Regions from separate parts of the Mus musculus genome. Here region 1 is linked to region 2. The links are chromatin loops, found by intact Hi-C in ENCODE. Cell type or tissue: heart. All regions are shown on one strand. Each heading gives the region's core, and the rest is flanking DNA. Links, peaks and the distances in the headings are about the cores only. Region 1 overlaps Plxnd1 (plexin D1). Region 2 holds the start of Mbd4 (methyl-CpG binding domain protein 4).

What was found. A loop is a pair of places that touch in the nucleus more often than their neighbours do. Peaks named below come from ENCODE experiments on the same cell type or tissue, not always from the same donor. Only the 100,000 strongest peaks of a DNase experiment are listed, where the experiment ranks them.
Region 1: a loop joins it to region 2, with 2.4 times the contacts of the local background. A loop is called at or near these places in 2 of 42 quality-filtered maps.

The regions. Positions count from the first base shown.
Region 1 is chr6:115,950,208-115,962,635 of GRCm38, reverse strand. It overlaps Plxnd1 (plexin D1), which reads left to right. Exons shown (of 36, transcript NM_026376.3): 25 at 97-295; 26 at 1,774-1,920; 27 at 2,054-2,210; 28 at 2,615-2,718; 29 at 2,796-2,859; 30 at 3,292-3,326; 31 at 3,543-3,647; 32 at 3,946-4,109; 33 at 4,963-5,110; 34 at 5,901-6,041; 35 at 6,557-6,631; 36 at 6,780-7,825. The coding sequence ends at 6,896. It overlaps H1f8 (H1.8 linker histone), which reads right to left. Exons shown (of 5, transcript NM_138311.3): 5 at 12,394-12,428. Among named protein-coding and RNA genes, the nearest start is that of H1f8, 11 kb to the right of the region's middle. In heart, for the core only: a CTCF peak has its summit at 5,840 (motif pointing right); DNase peaks (open chromatin) are centred at 3,345, 4,638, 5,625, 5,965 and 6 weaker places; H3K27ac peaks cover 5,001 bases.
Region 2 is chr6:115,848,081-115,860,508 of GRCm38, reverse strand. Mbd4 (methyl-CpG binding domain protein 4) reads left to right here and starts at 7,168. Exons shown (of 8, transcript NM_010774.2): 1 at 7,168-7,372; 2 at 9,670-9,891; 3 at 10,777-11,603. The coding sequence starts at 7,299. Ift122 (intraflagellar transport 122) reads right to left here and starts at 6,981. Exons shown (of 29, transcript NM_001167763.1): 1 at 6,800-6,981. The coding sequence starts at 6,840. In heart, for the core only: CTCF peaks have their summits at 5,877 (motif pointing right) and 7,250; DNase peaks (open chromatin) are centred at 3,938 and 7,018; H3K4me3 peaks cover 2,315 bases; H3K27ac peaks cover 4,727 bases.

The sequences.
Region 1 (12,428 bases), core at 1,769-9,768, 100 kb before region 2:
GCTCCCAGCGGAGGCAGAGTCCTCTGGCCGTCTGTAGGAGGCGCTGTGCACTCTGGTCCAGGGGGATGCTCAGCTTTGCTGACACTGTGCGTGCAGGTGCAGCCTGGCGTCCCTGCTGACCATCGCGCTGCACGGCAAGCTGGAGTACTATACGAGCATCATGAAGGAGCTGCTCGTGGACCTCATCGACGCCTCGGCGGCCAAGAACCCCAAGCTCATGTTGCGGCGCACGGAGTCTGTGGTGGAGAAGATGCTTACCAACTGGATGTCCATCTGCATGTACGGCTGCCTGAGGGTGAGTCCCCTCTCTGCCCAGAAGCCCCCACCTCCGCCGCCCCCCCCCCACCGCCAACTGGAAAACCTAGGGAGGGGGTCACATCTTGACAGTGGGGAAAACTGAAGCTTGGAGATCTGGCTAGCTGGCTCCAGAGGCACACAGCATCTCCAGGGCAAGTTGGAGGCTGAGTCTTGTCCTGTAGCCTTAGTCCTAAGCTTGGGGGGTCCGAGGCGGGGGAGATGCAAGCAGAGGGTCTTTGGACTTTGGAGGAGGGTCAGGTCCCTCAATCCTGAGCTTTCCTCTCCTTAGGGGAGGGGCACAGAAGCAAAACCTCAACAGAACAGAGGTTGGCCCAGCCTGGCTGATTGTTGGTTGGAAAAAGACAAGAGGTTTCCTGGAGCAGGTGACTCATCCTGCACCCCAGGGGAGCCGTGGAAAAAAGACAGGGCTTTGGGGCCAACAAGGCAGTCCAGATGTAGGCTACATTGTGGACAAAGATCAGGACTAGGAGACATCACAGAGTTTTCAGCAGCCAGGGCCTCTCTCTCTGAAGTTAGGCCAGTCAGGCCATCATGAAGCACAATTCAAGGGCCTGCTCAATGGTGGCAGAGGGCCCAGCACTCACCTCGGAATCCTGAGATAGGACCCAGAACCAGAGCCTTAACTGTTCTGGGTTTGTGTACTAGTCTTTGTGGCAACCTGGCTGTGTAGTTCTGGGCGAGTTATTACCCTCTCTGGTCCTTAGCTTCATTTTGTCAAATGAGGGTCAGTCAGAGAGTAGAAAAGAAATGGAGATCGTAGGAGAGAAGCCGCACTTTGAGCTCTCAGGGACCACCATAGACTCTGGACCTAGGTTTCTCAGCCACTGTGGGTGACCTCAGCCTGGCCTTTCCCCTGCCAGACATTGGGGTGCTGGGGACTCCAGGCCAGACCACTACAGCAGGAAGCTGGGCGGGCAGCTGCCCTGACGCTGCTGCCAAAGCAGCCTGATGTTATTACAAACTTAATTTTTCCTCCAGCCCAATTCACCACGGGTCGTTCCGTTCCCCCACCCACAGAACAGCTGGGCACTAGTCTAGGGGGACGAGGAGGGCTAGCTTGGGGCTGCAGTAATGGCAGTGGCCAGGGCAGGAGGTGGGGTGGGAAGCCTGATTGGGCCAACACTCGCCAGAGGCATCCATATGGGGTTCCCTGGGGGCTCCTCAGCCCCATTTCCACTCAGCTACACCCTGGAAGGCTCCAACATCTCAGGCATAGGAGTTCGTAGGTCAAGTCCCATGTTACCTGTTCTTGCTATGCATTGCTGTGCAGGGTGCCTGCCCTCTCTGAGCTTCAGCAACAAGGGCTGGTCTCTGGGTATGTGGCTGGGATGTAGTGGAGACACCCTGGAGTGGGTGTCAGCATCAGTAGAAGGGAGTGTGGGGGATACCAGCAGGCCAGAGCTTGGAAGCTGGAACACAGAGGGGGTCCTGACCCCTGACCCCTGACCCTCACAGGAGACAGTAGGTGAGCCGTTCTTCCTGCTGTTGTGTGCCATCAAGCAGCAGATCAACAAAGGCTCCATCGACGCCATCACAGGCAAAGCCCGCTACACACTCAACGAGGAGTGGCTGCTGAGGGAGAACATTGAGGCCAAGCCCCGGGTGAGCCGGGGGCAGGGCCCGGGGCCCGAAGCAGGAGGGCATTCTTAGCTGGGCTATCCTGAGCCTCCCCAGCCAGGTCACCAGGCCTTATCATGACAGTAGCCATCGGCTGACACCCCCCTCTCTTGCGCAGAACTTGAACGTGTCCTTCCAGGGCTGTGGGATGGACTCCCTCAGCGTGCGGGCCATGGACACCGACACGCTGACGCAGGTGAAGGAGAAGATCCTGGAAGCCTTCTGCAAGAACGTCCCCTACTCACAGTGGCCGCGGGCGGAGGACGTGGACCTTGGTGGGCAAGGGCGGGCACCATGCCTCGCAGCTGGCTGCTGCAGCCTCTTTCCTGTGTTAGTCAAGGCCCCAGGGCTCCCCTTGAGGAACAAACCCTTGTTCTGCAGCTGTGGGCAACAGCAAAAAGCAATCGAGAAACGCTTTCCAAAGAGGTCTTTCGGGTTGGGTTTTGAAGGATGCGTAGGAGTCGTGGTCAGACCGGTTACCAGAAACTGTTCCTAAAGTTCACCCTGAACTAGGCCCTGCCCTGTACTCTGGACAGTTAGGGTGAACAGCCGGGCTCCCAGGGGGCGTCGCTTGCTTCTGATTCTAGGAGAATGGGAAGTTTCTTTTACTGTGGTCCAGGCTAGTGGCTGCCCCTGGGGCCACCTCTTCTGTAGTCCTGATGCCCCTCTTCACCTCCAGAATGGTTTGCCTCGAGTACCCAGAGCTACGTCCTCCGGGACCTGGATGACACATCAGTGGTGGAGGACGGCCGTAAGAAACTGAACACACTGGCCCACTACAAGGTGCCTAAGCTGGCCCAGCCACCCTACCCCTCCCCTCTAACCTCATACGTCTAACCTCATCTCCTCTCCTCTGTCAGATACCTGAGGGCGCCTCCCTAGCCATGAGCCTCACAGACAAGAAGGACAGTACCCTGGGCAGAGGTATGGCTCATAGCTGGGGAGGTGACCCAAGCGTGATGTGAGGGCTCCCTTCTTGGGCCCTTTCAGAGCCGTGCTGGGTGGGGGGCAACTGAGTTTTGGAAAGGGGGTCCCCACCTCCATGCTGCTAGAGAAAAGCTGATTGCTTCCAGCAGCTACAGCAAGGCCCCAGGAGGGCACGTGCCCTTCCAAGAGGCCTGGGCCGTGGCCAGGTCTGAGCTGGTTACATGACCTGTGGGCTCTAGGCCACACCCCTGCCTCCAAATCTAGACCATGTCCTTACAGGCCCTAGGCCCAGATCCATGAGGGTCCCAGGGTCCATCCTGAAGTAGAACGCCAGATCTTGGCTCTCCCCCAGTCTTCCCCTCTCGCCATCCCCCTCGGGTTACCTTCCCAACCCCCCTCATTTGTTTATCCTGTGTTTCCCTTTTGCAGTGAAAGACTTGGACACAGAAAAGTATTTCCATTTGGTGAGTGCCCAGCCTCAGGCCCTGGGGAGCAGGCTTTGCTGGGCGGGGCTTTGGCTCTCTGACTCCCTGAGCCTCCAGGAAAGAGCTCCTAGGCCCTGGGAAAAGCCAGAGTGGGTGAGGGAGCAGGGATGGGCCGGGTGCTGGGTAACACAGGGCAGACTTCCGTGGGAGGATTGAGGAGGGTGCCGTTGGGGACCAACCCTGCCCACCTTGCAGGTGCTACCTACGGATGAGCTGGTAGAGCCTAAGAAATCTCACCGGCAGAGCCACCGCAAGAAAGTATTGCCAGAGATCTACCTGACCCGCCTGCTGTCCACCAAGGTGGGCCCAGCCTCCATGTCCACCCCGTAGGGGAATAAAGGGGTCCCCGTGCTCCAAGAAGAAGTCCGTGTTCTTCCTGCCACCCAGTAGGCAGCAGAGGACCCAGGGTTACTTCCGTGGCCTCAAGTCACAAGACTCAGACCTACACCCAGAGGCCACATTCTGAGCCCTACCTCCCTGCTACCCAGGTCCTCCTCTCCCCCGCTCCAAGAAAGCATCATTGACAACTCAGTCAGGAATCTTGAGGCTCAGAGATGTTCAGAGGCTGGGCTAATGATGTCCCACATCTTCCCTGCAGGGCACGCTGCAGAAGTTCCTAGATGACCTGTTCAAGGCTATCCTGAGCATCCGAGAGGACAAGCCCCCGCTGGCTGTCAAGTATTTCTTTGACTTCCTAGAGGAACAGGCGGAGAAGAGAGGCATCTCCGACCCTGACACCCTGCATATCTGGAAGACCAACAGGTGGTGGCCGAGGAATGGGGTTGCACGGGGGTGAGGGGGGGGGCGCCAATGGGGTTAGAGCACCAATGGTATCATGGCATCAGGGCAGCCAAAGCACCAGGGCAGATGAGGGCAGAGCCTGGCCTGAATGCTTCCTGTCTTGAATCAGCTTCTATTTGGCCATTTCCCCACTGTGTGGTCTCCGGTGAGAGACTTAGCTCTGGTGCTGCAGTGTCCCCTCTGTGAAACCAGAAAGCATCATATAAGCTTGCCTTTGCTCACCGCTAATGCCCCATCATACAGAGAGAAGCGAAGGCCCACAGAGCAGCAGTCACCCAGGCCCAAGGGCACACACTGGGAAGTGGCAGTGCACATTGGCTGTGACTCCCACACCTAATATGTAGCTTCCTTTGAGGCCCCTTCTTCGCTTTCTGGGGTCATATACTACCCCGCCAAGAAGGTCCCAGAACTCTTAGCCTGGCCCTCAGAGAAATGCCTGTGCAAATTCAGTTGCAGTTTCTCTCTGCTCGGGGTGGGGCTGGGCAGGCAGGCACCCCAGGCTCTGCAGGGCTGAGCAGGGGCTTGTCCCCAACCCTCTCTGGCCTCCCAAGGACAGTCAGCCCTGCCTTCTTCGTGCAAGGCCGGGTGGGGGAGGAGTGTGGATACAGGCAGCAGGGTGGGGGCTTCTAATGAGAACCAGGAGTCTCGTGTGCGTGCAAAGGAGAGGAAGGCTCTCTGGGGTGAGGGTTGGCCCCTAGCTGGCAGGGGAAGGACACCACATATCCAGAGGCTTCAGGGGCTGCGAGGACCAGCATTGTCTACCTCCCCAGCCCTCCACTGAGCTCCTGCATCCCCACTGTCCCTGCCCCCACAGCCTTCCCCTGCGCTTCTGGGTGAACATCTTAAAAAATCCCCAGTTTGTCTTCGACATAGAGAAGACGGACCACATCGACGCCTGCCTGTCTGTCATCGCACAGGCCTTCATCGATGCCTGCTCCATCTCTGACCTGCAGCTGGGCAAGGTTAACTAGTCTGGCTGCTCCTGAAGGGGGGGTGGGGGGCGGGTGCCTGAACTCTACCGGAGTCATTCAAGACAGGCAGAGAGCAGATGGCCAGCCAGAGCGAGCTCCACAGGCACGGCACCTGCCAAGGGCAGAGGATATGCCGGTTCAGTGGCTAGAAGCCATAAAGGCCTTCTGAGAAGAGAGGTGACCTAGGTAGCCCAGAACTCTGAGGCCATGAGTGCCCATGGGATCACAGAGCTAGGCTGGCTGGGGGGAGGGGGGTGAGGGCAGGGCTCAGGAGTCTCAGCCCACAAGGGAAATGAAATGTCACCACTTCACACATGCATTCCCGTGACAACAGAGAGCTGCCAGCATACGTCTTAGCACATGGTGCTTTTGAGGTGTTGGAAGTGCAGGGTGGGAACCATTCCCGCAGTCAGGAACCAGCTTCCAACCATCTCAGCCACCAAATACTATCACCCTAATAAGGGAGTAAACAAGACAGGCTGCGGGCTGCGTGCAGCGGAGTACTGCTGGCACACAGCCTAGGAGCTCTTCCCTTCAAATGAAAGTCCCCATGTGGTCACCACCCTGAAAGCCTGACAGCATCGTGGGGCAGGGCCTCCATGCAAGAGGGAAAGAGGGAGGGAGGGAGGGAGGGCCAGAAGAGACCAACTGACCCTGGTCCAAAGTCTGACTGAATGGGGGTTGTTTAGCCATGTCTGAGGAGCCACCAAGGCCCTCTAGGTGGCAGTGGGGACAAGTCCCATCTTTCAGCCACCCAAACTGCCCGGGTCTCCCTGCCCAGGACTCACCCACCAACAAGCTTCTGTACGCGAAGGAGATCCCTGAGTACCGGAAGACCGTACAGCGCTATTATAAACAGATCCAAGACATGACGCCGCTCAGCGAGCAGGAAATGAACGCACACCTGGCCGAGGAGTCTCGGGTAGGTGGCCTTTGGGATCTAGGCCAGGAGATAGTAACGATATCCTTGGCTTTGAGGAGTGGACAAAACCAGCACCATTAGGATGCAGCAGGGGGACAGTAGGAATTTGGGGGTAGTCTCTGTTTCCCATCTTTCCTGGCATCTTCATTGCAATGTATTTTCTAAAGTCCAAGGATGAGGTGGAGTGTTCTGAAGATATGAGAGGTTAGAATCCTGGTTCCAGAAAGCCAGTGTGTGCCCAGCTCGCAGGGGTCTAAATGTATTCTATCAGCAGGCTGTGGGAGTGAACAGGCTGGGTCCTCATCTGTAGGGTTAAACCTCTCCTTTTGCTAGTTGGTAGTGGCACACACCTTTAATCCCAGCACTTGGGAGGTAGAGGCGGGTGGATTTCTGAGTCCGGGGCCAGCCTAGTCTACAGAGCAAGTTTCAGGACAGCCAGGGGGCTATGCAGAGAAACCCTGCCTCAAGCAAACAAGTAAAAATACCTCCCCTTTCTTCTTGTGCCACCTTTATAGAAATACCAGAATGAGTTCAACACAAACGTGGCCATGGCTGAGATTTATAAATATGCTAAGAGGTATCGACCACAGGTGAGTTCCCCCTCCCAAGATTTGCCCATTTTAGCCCATAACAACGCTTTAGATTTGTCGGGGGTGTTGGCACTTTGATGAGGTCTCTGGCGGGTGGCCTCCCAGGCTCTCAGGCACGGCACATCTGACTCACTGCAACTCCCCTCAGATCATGGCTGCCCTGGAGGCCAACCCCACAGCCCGCAGGACCCAGCTACAGCACAAGTTTGAACAGGTGGTGGCTCTGATGGAAAACAATATCTATGAGTGTTACAGCGAGGCCTGATGCAGAAGAGTGACCAGGAGCTTCGGCCAGGGAGACGGCGTGCAGGCCACTTGGCCTCCACTTGGTTTCTTCCCCACATCTCTCACTTGGGCTGGGAACTGACAGAGGAGCCTGCTGGGCTAGGAGTGGGGGACACTGGCCTCTTAGTGCCCGGCTGCCGAGCTCTTGGCCTTGTCCCCTGGGGCATCTCTGTCCCCTCCACCTGCCCAAGACCCAACTCTAGGATGAAGGCCTTGAATATCGATCGCTGCCAGTCCCTAATAAGACTTTCCCTGCCAACCAGGACAGCCTGGACCATGCCTGCCTGTTCACTGTTTCAGGCTGCTCAGCACACATTGGGAGAGGTGGCCATATCCCAGAACACTACCTCATCCACCTGGCAGAGGGAATTTCTGCTTCAGCCACCAAGCAGTTGTCTGTGTCCCTCATCCAGAGGGGGCCTTGGCCACCAACAGTTCCAAACCAGGTCAGCTGTTAGCCGTCTCATTGGCCAGTGGCAGCATGGGCAGTGCCCATTGCCCACAGAACGGTGGAGAGAGGGGGACAGGCTGGGGGGTTCCTGGCCCCAGGAAAGGGAGGAAGGCGAGGATGCAGGGCTGTAGCTGGACTACTCAGTCTTCCTGGAAGTGTTTCTAAAGAGCACCACTTTTTTTTGATTTTTAAGAAAAAAAAACTTTTATATATTAAAACAAAAACTTATGCACCAACTGTGAATAGCTGCCGCTTGTGCAGATCCCCAGGGGCTCCCGGTGACACACTGGAAATGACTGTTCCAGGGGACAGAAAATACTCATCTGTCCCCAGCACAGCCCCCACCCCACCCCCCATAGCTGCTGAGACTGGCTCACAGCCCAAGGGGGCTGGGCTGGAGGGGAAGGCTGGGACTCTCTGGAACATTCTTTATAATAAAAGCCTGCCGGGAAAACCTACTATGGGCTTTAGCCTTTGTCCTGAGATGGCCGAGGAGGGGAGATGGGGCTGTTTCTTCGTCCTGTCTGTGCAGAGCCTGACCTGACACCCTGCCTCGGACACGGCCTAAGGGAAGACCTCTCCCTTAGGCCTGCCAGGAGTTTGCGGCTGCACCCTGTGGACACACATCTCCATGGACAGTCCTGACCCCTAGGAGGATATCGCCAGTGGGTGCCCCTCACATTTGTGCTGTGCAGAGCATGGAACCCAGAGCCCTGTGCTGTCTTAAGTGTACACTCTCCAGTGAGCCACATCCAGCCCCCACACCCTTGTCTTTATTCAAACCTAAGAGAAGCAGACATCTTGTTCCTCATTTTGCAGACAGTGTCAAGGGGCCTAAAGGGGCTCAAGAGGTCACAGCCAAGAAGGGCAAGATGGGGACCAGACATCTGGATCCCCTTCTCTCAGCCCAAGTTCCTCCAGGAGAGTCTCCACCTCCAAAGTGGAAGGGGTTCCAAACTGACCAGAGTCACACCCCCAAATCTTCCATCTACTCTTAGGACATACGCCTCATGTTTCAGACAAGGAAACTCAGTTTCTCTCCGAGGCCAGCCGTGGCCTGCACCTGACCACAGCACATCTGACCTGGGGTGACACCCACTGTCCCGACTGGGGCCCCAGTTTCTCAAGGCTGAGTCAGTGAGGTTCTCCCCAGAAGCAGGATGTGGCAGAGCCAGCCTGAATGATGGCCATTCACATGTGTCCCCTCAAGAAGGAAAGTCCCCATCGTACTGGCCAAAAGCAAGCCAGGACCAAAATTCCCAACAACAAAGTCCAAGACCCAGCCTAGAATTCACCAGCTAAAAAAAAAAAAGTGAACAACCTCTCTAAAAATAGCTTTCTCCTGTGCGGGCCGCGGGCGGAGAAACCATCTTTATCTCTCAGATCTCTGTTGCTGAGGCTTATTAAGGAGCAGATTTGCTAATTTCAATTATTGGCAGATTTGATGGTTTGAATTTTTTTCCTCGATGAGGTGTGACTCCAGAATGGATTCACAAAACCCTGAAAACTACAACTGCAGAAATAGCCCGAGAGAATAAAAGCCTCGCATGCTTGTGGGGACACTCGCACACGGCACCGGCCACACACAAGGCCAGGGCACCTTTGCTGTAGTGGATCCAGGAGTGAAGATGAATCAGTCCACACTCTGTTCTAAAACCTGACTTTTCCCTTGCACAACAATATGTCAGGAACATCTTTCTAAGTCATTAAGTATTCCACAGTCTGGCTACACGTCTCATTAACATACAGCGCCTGACATTCAGAAGGAGGTCTATGCGTAGATCTAGTTTCCAGGGTCACTAGCATTGCCAGGTAGGCAACCCCCATGAACTGCAGTCCTTGTGTGGGGCCCCAAAGACATGCCTGGCAGCCATGGGTACCCTGGCAAGGACCTGGCTGGAGCATCCTCAAGCTAAGATTGCAAAGTGGGAGAAACCAACGCAGCTGTTCTCCCAAGTCTCTAAGACGGTGCAAGGTCTATCCCCACCCTGTCACGGGGCAGGGCTGATGGGTCCCTAGCTCCTGGAGGCAAGAGGCTACAGGCTCTTCCCCAGCCTCACCATGCAGGAACAGAGGCAAAAATCGGAGCCTCTGCTTGAGAAATGCCAGCCTGCCATCTGTTGGGTGCCCCTCGGGGCCTGCTGACAAGCACATTATAGATACCCCAGGGAGCCAGAAGAACTAGACATGGCTTCCTATGGGACTCCAGAGAGAAGCCATGGACAGCATCGAAGCCTGAGCCCCATACTGGGCACTTGGTTTCCCTAGTGCTGTCTGTTCCCTTCCCAAGTGTCCCGTCTCCCCTATTGAGAATGCCCCTCAGATACACCCATTCCTTTGAACTACACTCTTGGCCTTGGCAGAGTACGCACCACACCAAGCAGACCCAGAACTATGGACATATCTTTGACCCCTTTCTCCGTTGGACTACCACCAAGCCTCACCTACCATATTGAAGGCCACCTCTTCCCTCATCTGTGCTCTGGAGATACGTCCATCTGCCATGCTCCTAGGGTCCCTCCTCCTATTCTTTGATCTTTCTTTACAACCGTGACAGTAAACCCACAGAGCCCATCCTTTGTGACACCCACCCTTCATGGTGCAGTGCCTGCCAGCAGCCCCATCCTGTGAGTCCGTTCACATCATTCCAATGTTCAGATGCCAAGAGCAGCACAAGCCATTTGCTTAGGCATTTGTCATGGGGACATTGTCCCTCTCTAGCCCGTGTCAGCAGAGAGAGTTGGAAGGTGGTGCATGACTATGGCAGTAGTGACCGGAAGCTCAGCAGGTGAACTGGGTGCCTTGGCTCTCCATGGGTAGTGTGAGCTTCCTTACAGCATGAGGGATGTCTATGAAAATACAAGAACCTCCAAAAGTGTGCATGTGTGCACGTATGTGCGCACACATGGGTGTGTGTATGTGTAGGTACACTTAACCTATTTGTGTATGTGTGGAGTCCAGAGGTTGACACAGGTGGCTTCCTTCCTTGATCACTTCTCTACCTTGTTTGCATCCCATTAGGCACACATGTGGGGGTTGCATGTGCAGGCCCAAGGTTGATGTTAAGAATCATCAATCGCTTTCTCCAAGGCAGTCTTTTTTGTTTGTTTTTGTTTTGTTTTGTTTTGTTTTTCGAGACAGGGTTTCTTTGTATAGCCCTGACTGTCCTGGAACTCACTTTGTAGACCAGGCTGGCCTCGAACTCAGAAATCTGCCTGCCTCTGCCTCCCGAGTGCTAGGATTAAAGGCGTGAACCACCATGCCCCGCTTCTCCAAGGTAGTCTTAATCAAATGCAGAGCTTCGGATAGTGGTCTTTTTAACCAGCCTGCTCTAAGGGTCCCATTGAAGTTAAGGTTTCTATTGTTGTGATGAAACACCATGACCAAAAGCAACTTGGGGAGAAAGGATGTATTTCAGCTCACAGCTTTACAGTTTATCACTGAAGGAAGTCAAGACAGGAACTCAAGGCAGGAACTGAAGCAGAAGCCATGGAGGGAACCTGCTTATCGCCTTGCTCAGGCTGCTTTCTTATACAACCTAGGAGCACTAGCCCAGGAGTGCTGTCCACAGAGACCTGGGCCCGCCCTCCCATATTAATCAGTCAAGAGAACTCCCCACAGGTAAATCTGGTAGGGATGTTCTCTCAACTGAGTTTTCTCCTCATGTGACTCCAGCTTGACCAAAGCTAAAAACAGTCCTACAAGCCAGGACACAATCTCCACCTACTGAGGCTGAAATTAATGGGGTGCACAACACTCACTTGGCACTCATGTGGTTCTGGGGGGACAAACTCTGGTCTCATACACAGCCAGTGCTTTGGCTATAACCATTGGACCACCTTTTTTTTTTGAGAGCTTTGACTCTTTCACCCGTAGTTTGCTGTTTTAGCCTAGGCTATCTGGGTAGTGAGCCCTGGGGGTTGATCCTCCTGCCTCCACCACCTGACACTGGGGTTATTTATACACATGCACTACCACACCCAGCTTTTTATGCGAGTGGTGGGGATTTGAACTCTAGCCCTCATGTTTATGTAGCCAACACTTTACCCACTGAGCCACCCTGCCTCCTCTGAAGTCTCAGATCTGTCCTGACATTGCCACTGCCCTCTGGTCAAGCAATGCAGAGCTCAGACTCAGGGTGAGGGAACTAACTCCACCTATCCATGGAAAAGTGTCTCTGATGATTTTAAAGCAGTGCAGAATTTGGCCCCATGACTTGTCTCACTCGTATCCCTGCCCTAGGGCCACTGGTGGATTACCAACTTGACCAGATTTGGAATTGCCTAGGGACACCCCACCAGTCATATCTATGAGGCCATTTCCTTCCAGAGATGTTTATGTGGGAAGACCAGAGTTTTGGTGGAACCATCTTGTGGGCTGGAGTCCCACATGGAGTCAAGAGGAGCAAGAGTTGAGCTTGCACTCCCGCTGCTGGGCCTTTTCTGCCGTGATGGACCACAAGCTAAAGTAAACCCTTCCCATGCTTAACTCTCTCCTGTCCGGGATTTTATCACAGCAACATGGACAGTAACCAATACAGGGCCTTTGTGCCCTTTCCTTCTCTTGCTGAATACGATTCCATCCAGACTTGGGGTCCCTGCTCAGCGGCCCTCCCCTATCAAAAATTGCACCAAGGGCTGGCAAGATGGTTCCCTGGACAAAGGTGCTTGATACCCCAAATTCCATCGGGATTCACAAAGTGGAAGGAGAGGACCCCTTCAAATTGTAGTCTGACCTCCATACACACACCATGACACAGGTACACGAATACATACTACAGTTGCAGCCAGCACTGTGTTCCTTGGCAGGCAATATCCTGCTCCCCCAAGCCGTAGTCTGTCTGCCTCTCTGGGCTGAGGCTTGATGGTTCGGCTCAGGAAGCTTACCCTCTCTGGCCCCTCACGTCCTCCATCCCTCCTGCAGGCAGGAGGCTCTTTGTAAAGACATCAACTAAACCACTGCTCCCTGGCTCCCAACTGCTCAAAACCCGCCTCTGCCTTCCTGTCTCACAGTCCAGTGTCCAATGTACCAGTGTGTGAATACAAAGTCTTTATTGATAAA
Region 2 (12,428 bases), core at 1,766-9,765:
ACCATGGTCATGAAAGGACAAAGTGGGCTCTGCTTTATAGACAGTAGCATGGTTCAGGCTGGGACGAAGCCTCACACACCCAGCAAACAGAAGGACCTCAGAAGCCTGGGATCCTAACCACCCTACTGCACTGCCTCTACTCGCTTGGATTATTGCCAGGTATGTCGAATGTTTTTCTCGAATGCTTTTCCAGTGGCTGACATTTATTGAGTACATTTGTTACTGCGTACAGGATACAGTGTAAATGCTCTATTGTCTAAATTCTCTCAACCTCACAACTCTAAGCCTATCTTGCAGATAAGAAAACTGCAAAGTTAAACAACTTGCCTGGAAGTAAACTGCTGCAGAAAAGAGGTGATGCCAGGTCCCAGCAGCCTGGCCCCAAAGCCCACGTGTCAACCCTCAGGCTGTGTAGCCCTCCTTATTGCTACTGGTATATGTCACGGTTGATGAAGTAATTCATAATGGCTTTCTTGCCTTCTCAGAACCACCACCACCAAAAAAAAAGTATTATCATTTTTTATCATTTCTATCATTATCTACATGAATACTCAAGGCATTCCATGTAGAATTTGGAAAGTAACTGAAAAATAATAATTGTGTATATTTCTGGGGTACAACATGATGCTTATATAATATATAAATATATATTGCAGGAAGCTAATTAACTTGTTTATCACCTCATAGACATCATTTACTGCAATGAAATATTAAAAATCTATCCATTAGCCATTTTGAAATATATAACTGTGGCCCTCATGAGGCTGCTGAAATATATTCCTCCACTTTAACTGAAGCCCAGTGCCCTCTGGTCGCCACCTCCCTTCCCCCATCCTCCTTTCTGTAGTTTTAGTACTATGTTATTTACTTCCTGTGTCTTTGTATGTTGGTCATGTGGAGAGGCAGCAAAGACTCCTAGAAGGTTCCTTGAATAAAAACTCTTCACACTTGCAAACAGTTGAGAGCTGTGACAGGGAAAGTGTATGCTAACCCACGTGCACATACCTCCCTCGGCATAATGGAGTAGAGGGGGCGGGCCCACTGAGGAAAGGAAAGGGTACACAGCCTGGCTGACAGAAGCTGAACAAAGGTCGCCTCTCTGGCTTTCCAGCTCAGCATACCACTTTCTGTATCAAATCCTGCCCAAGTTCTGCACTGTCCTTCTTCACTGTTTTGTGGTAATAGACCTGGGCTTCCTTGACATGTTTCACATTCAAAACAGCAAGTGATAGGCTAAAAGGTAGAGGGGAGCTGGGGCCAGGAAAGCTGACCTATCTGAATTTCACCCTTACTATAAAACAAGGTAGAGAGCTGCCTCCTAAAGCCAGGGGTCATGGGCTAGCCTTGTGTAAAGTGCCTGGCATCTGTGAATCTTCATGCTGAGGCATTAGCTCGGAATGGCTTTGCACCCTTCATCTAGTCCTTGGTATGGAAGCTTCTTGCCTGTACACATCTGGATCAGTCATAATGATTCTTGGACCTCTTCTCCAAGAGTTGACAGTTACTGAGTTAGTTCTACTTATATCTGTTGGGGCCAGCTCTTACTCTGGCCCAGGCTAATCTAGGACTCTTTTGTAAACTAGGTTGGCCTTGAACTTATGGTACTCCTCCCAAATGCTGAAATTACAGATGTAAACCACTTCACCTGGCATTTTGCTGTTGTTGTTTTTTACACAGTCTCATGCATGTGTAACAGTCTGGTCTGGTCCCAGCCTCTCCGTTGATGTAGCTGAGGATGACCTTGAACCCCCTGCCTCCACCACTCAACTGCTGGGATGATAGGCAGGAGTTACTTTAGGAGGCAAAGGCATGCTGGGTGCATGTGTGATAGAGAACAACTAGCAGGGGTTGGTTCTTTCCGGAGTACTGTTGGTCCCAGGGATCAAACTCAGGTTGTCTGTCTTGGTAGGAAGGACCTTTACCTACTAAGTCATCTCCATGTTTGTTACTTTATTTGGGCTAAGCCTGAACAATCTTCCCAGATGTTAAAGTTCACATTCTGGATGTCCTGAAGTACTTACAACATACATATCTAACTTGTGATTATGCAATGTCCAACATGGGTGCTGGGAACCAAACTTGGAGCTCCAAAAAGAAGAGCAGCAAACAGTCTGATGCCCAAGTCACCTCTTGCTGTACTTAGAATCTAAACAACTCAGTCTCACTCTCAAGCACCTAGCCTTCTGTATTCGACTGTTTCATAACATGCCTCCTTAATACACTTGTCTTCAACCTGAAGGCAATAACCAAGTTTTATGTTATATGTTAGACCAGGGGCCTGACACACTGATCATAACTGGCAACTTGCCAGGATTTTATGTTTAAACCCCACTCCTGGGTTTTAATAATATTACAACATCACAGACCCCCCCAAATTAGTAAGGATGCAGACTTTATCATGGACTCGCACATTCCACCCAGGGCAAATGCTCTCTCCACATGACCATCTAGCCTCAGCCAGCATACTCTAGGGCTGGAGACTTACTGCCCTCCGTCAGTCTGTGCTACCATGGCAGGCTCTTTCCCAACTTGTCCTCTTTTATGAAAAAGAAAAACTGCATGCTCAGATTTCACTGCTGAGAGATGAGAGGTGAGCCCTGCCAACTGAAATCCTCTGCATACTGAAATCCCAAGGTGCCCTTGAAAGCCACTACAAGGCATACATGCTACCCTGCTTACTCTTTCTTGTCTTCCCCCGACAATCCCATATTGAGACCCAAGACTTCCCTCTACTTTTTTTGAGACGAGCTCTCTCCTAGGCTGAAGTTCTCCTAGTCTTAGCCTCCTGAGTAGCAGGGATTTGCAATCTCAGACAAATTATATCACTTCATTAAATTTTTAATGTGGTGCTAAGAATTCTGGGCCTCACACATGCTGGGCAAGCTCTCTGCCACTGAGCCACACCCCTAGCTTCCTCAATCAATCACAATATCTCTCAATTCTAGCTAGCCTGCCTGGAATAAGGTGGGCTAGCCTGCCTGGAATAAGGTGGGCTAGCCTACTAAGGCACTGTGGTTGAGATGAACCTAGAGCAGCATATTGAAGGAAGGAAGAAAGATAAAAGTTCAGAAAGAAAAAATTAAGAGAGAAAGCATTTAGAGGTCAGGAGATAGCTCACTGGGTAAAGTGCTTGCTCTGCAAGCAAGCATGAAGACCTGAGTTTAGATCCCCAGTATTCCAAGTAAAGCCTGAGCCAACAAGTCAAACCTGTAACCCCAGAGACTAAGATGGGCAAACAGGCAGGTCCCAGGGGCTTGATGGCTAACCAGTTTAGCTTAAATGGTGAATTCAAATTCACCGTTGAACCCTTATCTCAAAAAAATAAGATTTAAGAGTACTCTTTACTCTCGTAGAGGGTATGGGCTCCCAGCTCCTACATGGTGGCTCACAACTGTCTGTAACTCCAGTTTCAGGGGATCTGATTGCCTCTTTTGGCATCTGCTGATACCAGGCACTCAGGTGGTGCCCAGCATACATGCAGGCAGAACACCTACCTACATAACATAAAAAATAAGTAATAAAATAAGGTGGACAGAAATAGAGGAAGATACCAATGCCAACCTCTGACCTACCCATGCCCATGCACAGTCAAGTTCATCTGCATACATACATGCATGCACATTCCACACACACAAAGAAAGAACAAAAGAGGGGGAGGGGAAGTAAGAGGGAGAGAGGAGATGGAAAGAATAAGTTAAGAAGGATCTTTGGGTAGGAAAATGGAGTTTTTGGCTAAGCTCCAAGGCATAATCTAAATGTTAGCAAGCCTAGAGGCAAGAACGCCAGGGGACCACCCAGCAAAAGACATGGAAGGGGTCACTCTGGGTTTATGAGGAGCAGAGCAACAGAAGCACAGTATCAGGACCTGAGTGAGTTCTTTTGCTGGATGAAGAACAGACCAGAAGCACAAGCACAGAGCAGGAGCCTGTGACTGAGTCGGGGCGGGGCTAGTCAGGGCATCTGGGATGGCTGGATTCTATCTAGGTGTGAGTTTTGTTCTGTTTCCTTCCATTACGTCAGCTGGCATATGTAGCCATCATCAGGCTGCTGGCCTACAGAATCTCTGCACCTCCTGCTCTAATAGACTGCTTCAAATCTGTAACAGCCCTAAAAGCAGGTAGCCAGTCCTTACTGGTCTTTCATTCACTTATTCCTCCATGAACACACACACATCTACTCACTAAATACTAAAAGGCTCCAGAAACATTTGGAAACAAAATACAGCCATTGCTTTTACAAGGTTAAAAGACTTCTGGGATAAACAGATTAAAAAATAACTCTTACACCCAACAGACTCTTAAGCACAAGAGCAGAACGAACAAAATTCTGTGCCAGGGGTTGAGAACAGAGCAGAGCAGGCTGCATTTGACCAGCAAATGTTTTGCTTGGCTCACATGGTGTTTTACTTTGTTTTTTTTTTTTTTTTTTCTAATTAGGTGCCAACATTTAAAAAATCAGGACATTTCACACTTCAAACGCAGATTCCTAGCTTCTGGTAAAAATAGGAAGATCTGCACACACTAGGCCAAATTTCTACCCATGATAATTGGCAGGAGCAGAGCAGCAGCTGCCCCTTTCATGCAGAGTGGGAGCCTTCCAGTTTGCCACAGCCCTTGTTACTCCCTATTGCTCTGACATGGAAGCCAATGCTTGGTTGCCAGTGACTGCCACCTTGTGCACCGGTGCTCCTTTTTGTTTGTTTGATTGTCTCACTGTGTAGCCCTGGCTATGCTGGAACTCACTATGTAGACCAGGCTGGCCTCAAACTTAAAGAGCTCCAACTTCCTCTGCCTCCTGAGTGCTGGGATTAAAGACATGCATGGACCACCACCCCTGGCTGTGGGTAATCTTATACTAGAGTGAAGAGACAAGTAATAAACTCTGTTATTACCTCAGCACTGCTGAAGATGAGGCAGGAGAACTAGAAGCCTAAGGCCAGCTGGGCTACATGGGACCCTGTCTCAAAAAAGTATTATCAAAGCCTTCTTTAAGTGCTGAGCTATTTATTGAGGCATGTGTACCATGGAGCACTTTTGGAGGTCAAAGGGCAACTTGGTCCTCTCCTTTCACCATGTGAGCCCTAGGGATCGAACTCAGATCATTATCCTTGGCAGCAGATTCCTTCAACTGCTGAGCACCCTACTGCTAACCTCCTCAAAGGTGTTTATGAAAATGAAAGGCGCTGGCAAGGTGATGCGTTCCAAGTAGCAGGGTGTACAAAAATGTCCCGCAAGTAACAGAAATCCCTTCTATTTAATACAAGTAAGGGCCACCCATTCACGTGACTCACCTAACTGAAATCAGAGCCTGGGAGAACTGGCTTTGAAACAGGGTGGCCTGAGCTTGCAAGCTGGCTCCATCACACCCAGATATGTGTACCTATCTGCCCTCTCTATAAGTCAGTTTTCTCATCTGTAAAGTGGAGATAATGACAGTACCTACCTAGAGCTGCTGTGAAGAGACACTGAGGTAAAGGGCACAAGGTCTTAGCTAGTGTTGGAATCATGTCAGCACTAGCTGCTCTTTGTGCAAGTTCCTCCAAAGCCAGCCTTGAGGGACGTTCAGGATCTCAGGAAAGGTCTCACAAGGAAAAGTCTCAGGACAGACAGTGGTGGGGAACAGACCAGACCATCTAAGAAGACTCTGAGTCAAGCTGAGAATTAGTCAAGCCAGAATTTCCTGAAATGTGTTCCTGGCTGGTGGATTTTAATGACAAAATAGAATAGGATATCAAATCATACCAAATTAATTAAGATGACAGAGTCATTCTATTGTCATTCTCTCTTTTTAAAACACTTTTTGATTTTTTTTTAAAGATTTATTTATCATGTATACAGCATTCTTCCTGCATATACACCTGCTGGCCAGAAGAGGGCACCAGATGTCATTATAGATGGTTGTGAGCCATCATGTGGTTGCTGAGACTTGAACTCAGAACCGCTTGAAGAGCAGACAGTTCTCTCAACCTCTGAGCCATCTCTCCAGCCCAATATTTTTTTTTACTATATATTTTTTTCTTTTTCTTTTTTGTTCGTTTGTTTTTGTTTTTAAAGACAGGGTTTCTATGTGTAGACTTGACTGTCCTGGAACTTATCCAAAGTGCTCTTAAATACTAAGCCTTAATCCTCAGTATTTAAAATTAAGCTTTAAATTAAGCTCACTCTTAAGTACTAATTTTGAAAATACTCCTCAAACTTCCCAATCAAGAGATGTCTTGACTTGATCGCATCTTACATGTTTCTCTGACCGTACATGGAAATGTCCTGTTTCAGACACAGTAGATCTCAGCTCAGGTGGAAATGCTCAGAACCGAGATGCAAGTTACTCACACCGTTTTGTTTGTTCCTGCTCGAAAATTTTTAATCCCGGCACTGGGGAGCTAGAAGCATATGTATCTTTGTGAGTTCAACGCCAGCTTGGTCAACATAGTGCATTCCAGACCAACCAGAGCTTTAAAGTGAGGCTCTATCTCAAAAACAAACCAACAAAAACAGGAGAAATTTAAAGAATGTCAGATAAACAAAAGTGTGGGCACTTTGAGGATGGTTAGGAAGCTGAGAAAACACTGGTGGGTGAGGAATTTTGAGAAGAGAGAAGTGAAATTGGATGATGATGACGTATAAACTGCTCCAGCCTCCCTCAGATGATCCCTATGCCCCTCCAGGAATCTCAGCTTCTCTTCCATTGGGAAGTTGAAGGCACGGAATCAGAGTCCTCGGTCCAGGCCGCAGGCCCGTTGCCATGGCAATGCGCCGGTTCCTGCCGCCTCCCCGCCATCCCCGAAGTTCCCGCTCCTCACCACTGCTCCGCTTTGTCTCTCCACGTCAACACGGCCCTCATCGCCGTTTCCCTCACGCTTCGGGCCCCTCCTCCCAGCCTCGGCAGCAACAGGCTTCTTTCCACAAACCACTTCAGCTACCTGCGCTACCCTTAGCAACGCACATGCGCAATGAACCGCGCATGAGTTTCCCAAAGCTCCAAGTGCGCATGTACAAAAGGGAGCCCACCTCCTCCGCCGAAGCGCCGGGCGCGTAGGGACGCAGGAGGCGGAAGCGTAAGTATGACACGAGCGATTGGTCCGGAAAGGTGGGTGGGGCGGGGAGTCTTGACGACAGAGGGTTTGATTGGCGGGACCCTGGCTGTGGCATCTGTAGCTGAAGCGGTGGCGGGAAGGCTGCTGTGTGGGTTGATTGACTTTCACGTCGGTGTTTGGATTCGGCTCAGTGGTTTGAGTTGTGTTTTACTCCACCTCTCGGCCTGGAGCTGCAGCTGCGCCCCAGTGGACCAAAGCAGCAGGGATGGAGAGCCCAAACCTTGGGGACAACAGAGTCCGTGGAGAGAGCCTAGTTCCAGACCCGCCTTGGGATCGCTGGCAAGTTATTAAACCTCTCTCGGGCCTCAGAGGAGTCGCTCTTGTGTGGGTCTTCCTAACCTTTAACACAAGGTGGCACCTAGAGCTGTCGCCCTGTGGGAACAAGACTAGGGTGTACCCGATTCCTTGGCCGAACTGACTGGGGAGCTTGGAGGACAAGGGAGGTTTTGTGATGCAAGCAGGTTAGCCTGGGCCGGAAGGGACCCTCAGAAATAGCCCTATGACAAGTCACAGAGGAAGCTACTGTTGTGTCCGGGCTAAAATGATGCACGTATTTGCATGTCCCAAAACTTGGGCGCTCAAACACTTTTAAGGGCTGGGCATTTAACTAAGTTGGTAGTGTTTACGTAGTAAACACAAAGCCGAGGGTTCGAGCGACAGCACCGAATATCCGGGCTTGGCGGCGTCTGCCTGTGGAGGCAGGAGGATCAGAAGTTGAAGATGAGTCTCTGGTACGTCGTGGGTTCAAAGCTAGCCTATGGTACATAAGATTCCCGGCTCAAAAGCAAACAACAAAACTTTTTTTTTTTTAATGCTACTTCCTTTTTACAGATGGAGAACGGAGATTTTGAGCTCAAAGTGACTTTCTCTTTGGAAGATCAGCTAATAATAAGTAGCGAGCTGGGGTTTTGACCCATTTTGTTAACCTAACAGTTTTGTAGGGATTCCCTCAGGTTTCAGTTACCTTGTCTCCCTATAAGATCCTTCTAGCTGATACCTAACGCCAAATTCCATCTAAGAATGCCATGGTTCTAATTGTGGTTAGTCTCTAGGTCTTGCTTAGTGTCCCTATTTCCCTATTTGTAGAAAGTAGGTTGGGTTAGAAGGTCTCTCTAGAGACCCACTTTTTTTTCTTTATGTGTTTGTCTATATACGTAGGTGTTGGTGGAGACCAGAGGAGGTGTCAGGTTCACTGGCGCTGGAGTTGCAGGCAGGGTGTTATAAGCTGCCTGATGTGGGTACGGAGTCTCCTGGAATATGTGCTCTTAACCACTGAGCTATCTCTCCAACCCCTCACTTTTAAAATGTATAGTTTAGTGATTAAAATACACTGTACTAAACACTGGAGAGATAGTTCAATTGTTTAAAGCACTTACTGCTCTTCTGTAGGACCTGGGTTTGGTTCCCAGCACCCACAGCAGAGGCTCACATCCATCTATAACTTGGCTCCAGGGGATCTAAGTCCATTCAGGCCTCAGCACCTTCATGGTGCTCATAAATAAGAATAAATAAATTCTTTAAAGGGGGAAGAGATCCACTGCACTGGAGGTTTTGTGGGAACTATCCCCCCCCCATAACAGTATGGGAGAAGTATTAGGTGGGCCTAGGTTTCGGGGTCCACTCTGCAGGTGATTTGATTTTGTTATCACACAATTTGTCAATAAGAGTAAAATAATTCTTAGAGATTTATTTATTTATGTTATATATATGTTTTATATACATGGGGTGTGGGTGTGGGTGCTTTGTCTTGCATACCAGAAGAGAGCATCAGGTCCCATGTGATTACAGTTAGAAGATTGTGAGCCATCGTGTGGTTGCTGGGAATAGAACTCAGGACCTCTGCAAGAGTAGCTCGTGTTCTTAACAGCTAAGCCATCTCTTCACCACCCAATGAGAGTACATTTTAACCTCACAAAGTGATGAGAATCAAGACTGAAAGAGAGCTGGAAGTTCTTACCAGAAATTATGTAGCTTTTGGAGGGCCATGCTATTTTACAAAAGTGGTAGTTGTTGGTTCTCAAAAATGCACACATATGTGAAGTGTTCCCCTTACATGTTTGCAGGAAAGAGGGGGTGATTCATTTGAGCAGTTTGTCTGATCTCAGATGAAAAGTTCAGTTACTGGCTCATATCTCAGACTTCCAACAACTGTTATCAGAATCCTTTATTGAATCCCTATAGTGTGAATTAAGAAAAAGTTTAGCAGGTATACTGTGTGGAGAGTCCTAACATTTAAAAACCCATGTTGAGCTAGGCAGTGATGGTATATGCCTTTCTTCCCAACATCTGGGAGGCAGAAGCAAGCAAATTTCTGTGAGTTGGAGGCCAACCTGGTCTATGGAGTGAGTTCCAGGACAGCCAAGACTACACAGAGAAACCCTGTTTGAAAATCAAGGTGGAGGAGGACACTCATGTTGAAGGACAAGAAGTTGTTAGAGCTGGACAATCCTCATGGCACAAGACTAGCTCACTGACTTTAATTTGTATTTTATACAGTCTCATACTGCTGTGGGCAGAAACTGAGGAAGCAGGGTAAAAGCAATTTTAAGTTCATCACTTGGGTTTTGTTTTTCCAGCAAGGAAGATATTGCTGTTGGACTGGGAGGAGTGGGAGAAGATGGAAAGGACCTGGTGATAAGCAGTGAGCGCAGCTCCCTTCTCCAAGAGCCCACTGCTTCTACTCTGTCTAGTACTACAGCGACAGAAGGCCACAAGCCTGTCCCGTGTGGATGGGAAAGAGTTGTGAAGCAAAGGTTATCTGGGAAAACTGCAGGAAAATTTGATGTATACTTTATCAGGTAAGCATTTAGGAAGGAAAATAACAATACCGCCAAGTGATTTTTGTCCGTAATGGGAAAGGATAGCAAGAATCTGCGGTTGATAGGCTAAGGGAATGACTCAGGGAATAAAGCATTTGTCATTGTTCAGACCCCCAGAGTCCATCTGCAGAGCTGAGTGGGCACAGCAGCTGCCTGTGGCCCTGGCTCTCAGGAGCCTGAGATGGGATCCCCAGGGGAAGCTGGCAGCTAGACTAGCTGGATTTTGTGACTTCTGGGCTCAGTGAAAAACATTGTCTCAAGCAAAGTGAACAAGGACACCTGATTTTTAACTTGAAGCTTCCACATGCACAGGTACACATGAGAACACTCATATACACATGCATATACCACACACATACATTTTAAAAAATGTAGCTGGGCAGTGGTGGCGCATGCCTTTAATCCCAGCACTTGGGAGGCAGAGGCAGGCAGATTTCTGAGTTCGAGGCCAGCCTGGTTTACAGAGTGAGTTCCAGGACAGCCAGGGCTACACAGAGAAACCCTGTCTCAAAATAAATAAATAATTAAATAATTAAAAATAAATAAATAAATAAATAAATAATGTATTATAAGATCATTACTGTTCCTTCAGTGTCACTGGTTGTATCAAGTGATTTGGGGACAGTCACATATACACAGTGCTGATCCTGTTCTCAATGGTAATGAGACATTTGGATTTAAGCTACATTTGTATGCTGATTTTATACTATCATAGAAGAATCTATTGAAAAGCCATTTATTACTTTTTGTTGCTTTAAAATGCCAAACATCTTTGGTGACATTTTAAAACTATTAATTGGAATTCTGAAATGTGGTCCAGTTCTTTTTAAAAAGTCACTCTTTTTTTTTTTTTTTCCTTTTAAGCCCACAAGGATTGAAGTTCAGATCAAAACGTTCACTTGCTAATTATCTTCTCAAAAATGGGGAGACTTTTCTTAAGCCTGAAGATTTTGATTTTACTGTACTGCCGAAAGGGAGCATCAATCCCGGTTATAAACACCAAAGTTTGGCAGCTCTGACTTCCCTGCAGCCAAATGAAACTGACGTTTCAAAGCAGAACCTCAAGACACGAAGCAAGTGGAAAACAGATGTGTTGCCTCTGCCCAGTGGTACTTCAGAGTCGCCAGAAAGCAGCGGACTGTCTAACTCTAACTCGGCTTGCTTGCTATTGAGAGAACATAGGGACATTCAGGATGTTGACTCTGAGAAGAGGAGAAAGTCCAAAAGAAAGGTGACTGTTTTGAAAGGAACTGCAAGTCAGAAAACCAAACAAAAGTGCAGGAAGAGTCTCTTAGAGTCTACTCAAAGAAACAGAAAAAGAGCATCTGTGGTTCAGAAGGTGGGTGCTGATCGCGAGCTGGTGCCACAGGAAAGTCAACTCAACAGAACCCTCTGCCCTGCAGATGCCTGTGCAAGGGAGACTGTTGGCCTGGCTGGGGAAGAAAAATCACCAAGCCCAGGACTGGATCTTTGTTTCATACAAGTAACTTCTGGCACCACAAACAAATTCCATTCAACTGAAGCAGCAGGTGAAGCAAATCGTGAGCAGACTTTTTTAGAATCAGAGGAAATCAGATCGAAGGGAGACAGAAAGGGGGAGGCACATTTGCATACTGGTGTTTTACAGGATGGCTCTGAAATGCCCAGCTGCTCACAAGCCAAGAAACACTTTACTTCTGAGACATTTCAAGGTACTCAGTGCATGAAAATTCTGTTAGCTGTGTGGTGAACTGTCTACCCTCGCGGATCTTGTATTTCGTGCCGGGATGGGGTTGAGATAGAGAGTATAGTGAAGAAGAGTCAAGCGTCAGATATATTCTCCCAGTTGATCCCAATATCTGCCCTAAGTGATTTTTGAGAACAGGGTTTCATGTATCCCAGCCAGCCTGGGTCTCACTGTATAGCTGGAGAGACTTTCGAAATTGTATCCTTCTGACTCTGCTTCCTGGGTGCTGAAATTAAAGGCATGTGCCACTATGCAAGTTTATGTGGTGCTGGGCACAGAACCCAGGGCTTAATGCGTGGCAGCTAAGCACTCTATCAACTGAGTTACATCTCCATCCTGTAACTGATCTTTGAGCTTGGTCATCAGGCCCTTAATTATGGCAGAGAGGTAATCAGCTGGCTACAGCCAGGATGCTCAGCATTGGAAGACTGGTGTGTGATGGCTGCTACCACCTCTCCCTGGACAGCAGCTAAGAGGTGGGGCTTTCCACACTTGCTATCTTCTCTTTTGGCAGCAATTCTAAGACCGTAAGGGAGATTTTTCTGAGAAGAATGTAGATAAGACTCCTTTTATAAACTGACCAAGAATAGTCGGCACCTTCCTGCCCCTCCGGTGCTGCTGCTGTGTGACTCCCAATTTAATTTCATCTGTATTACATTCTTTTTCTTCTGTTGCAGCCTGATGCTTCTCTAAAAGGCCTTGGAGCTTTCAATAATTCAAAAGTATAATCGCTTAGTTCATGTATTATTTGTACTGTGCTCTTCACACAAGAGTCCTGGGCTTGGCAGAC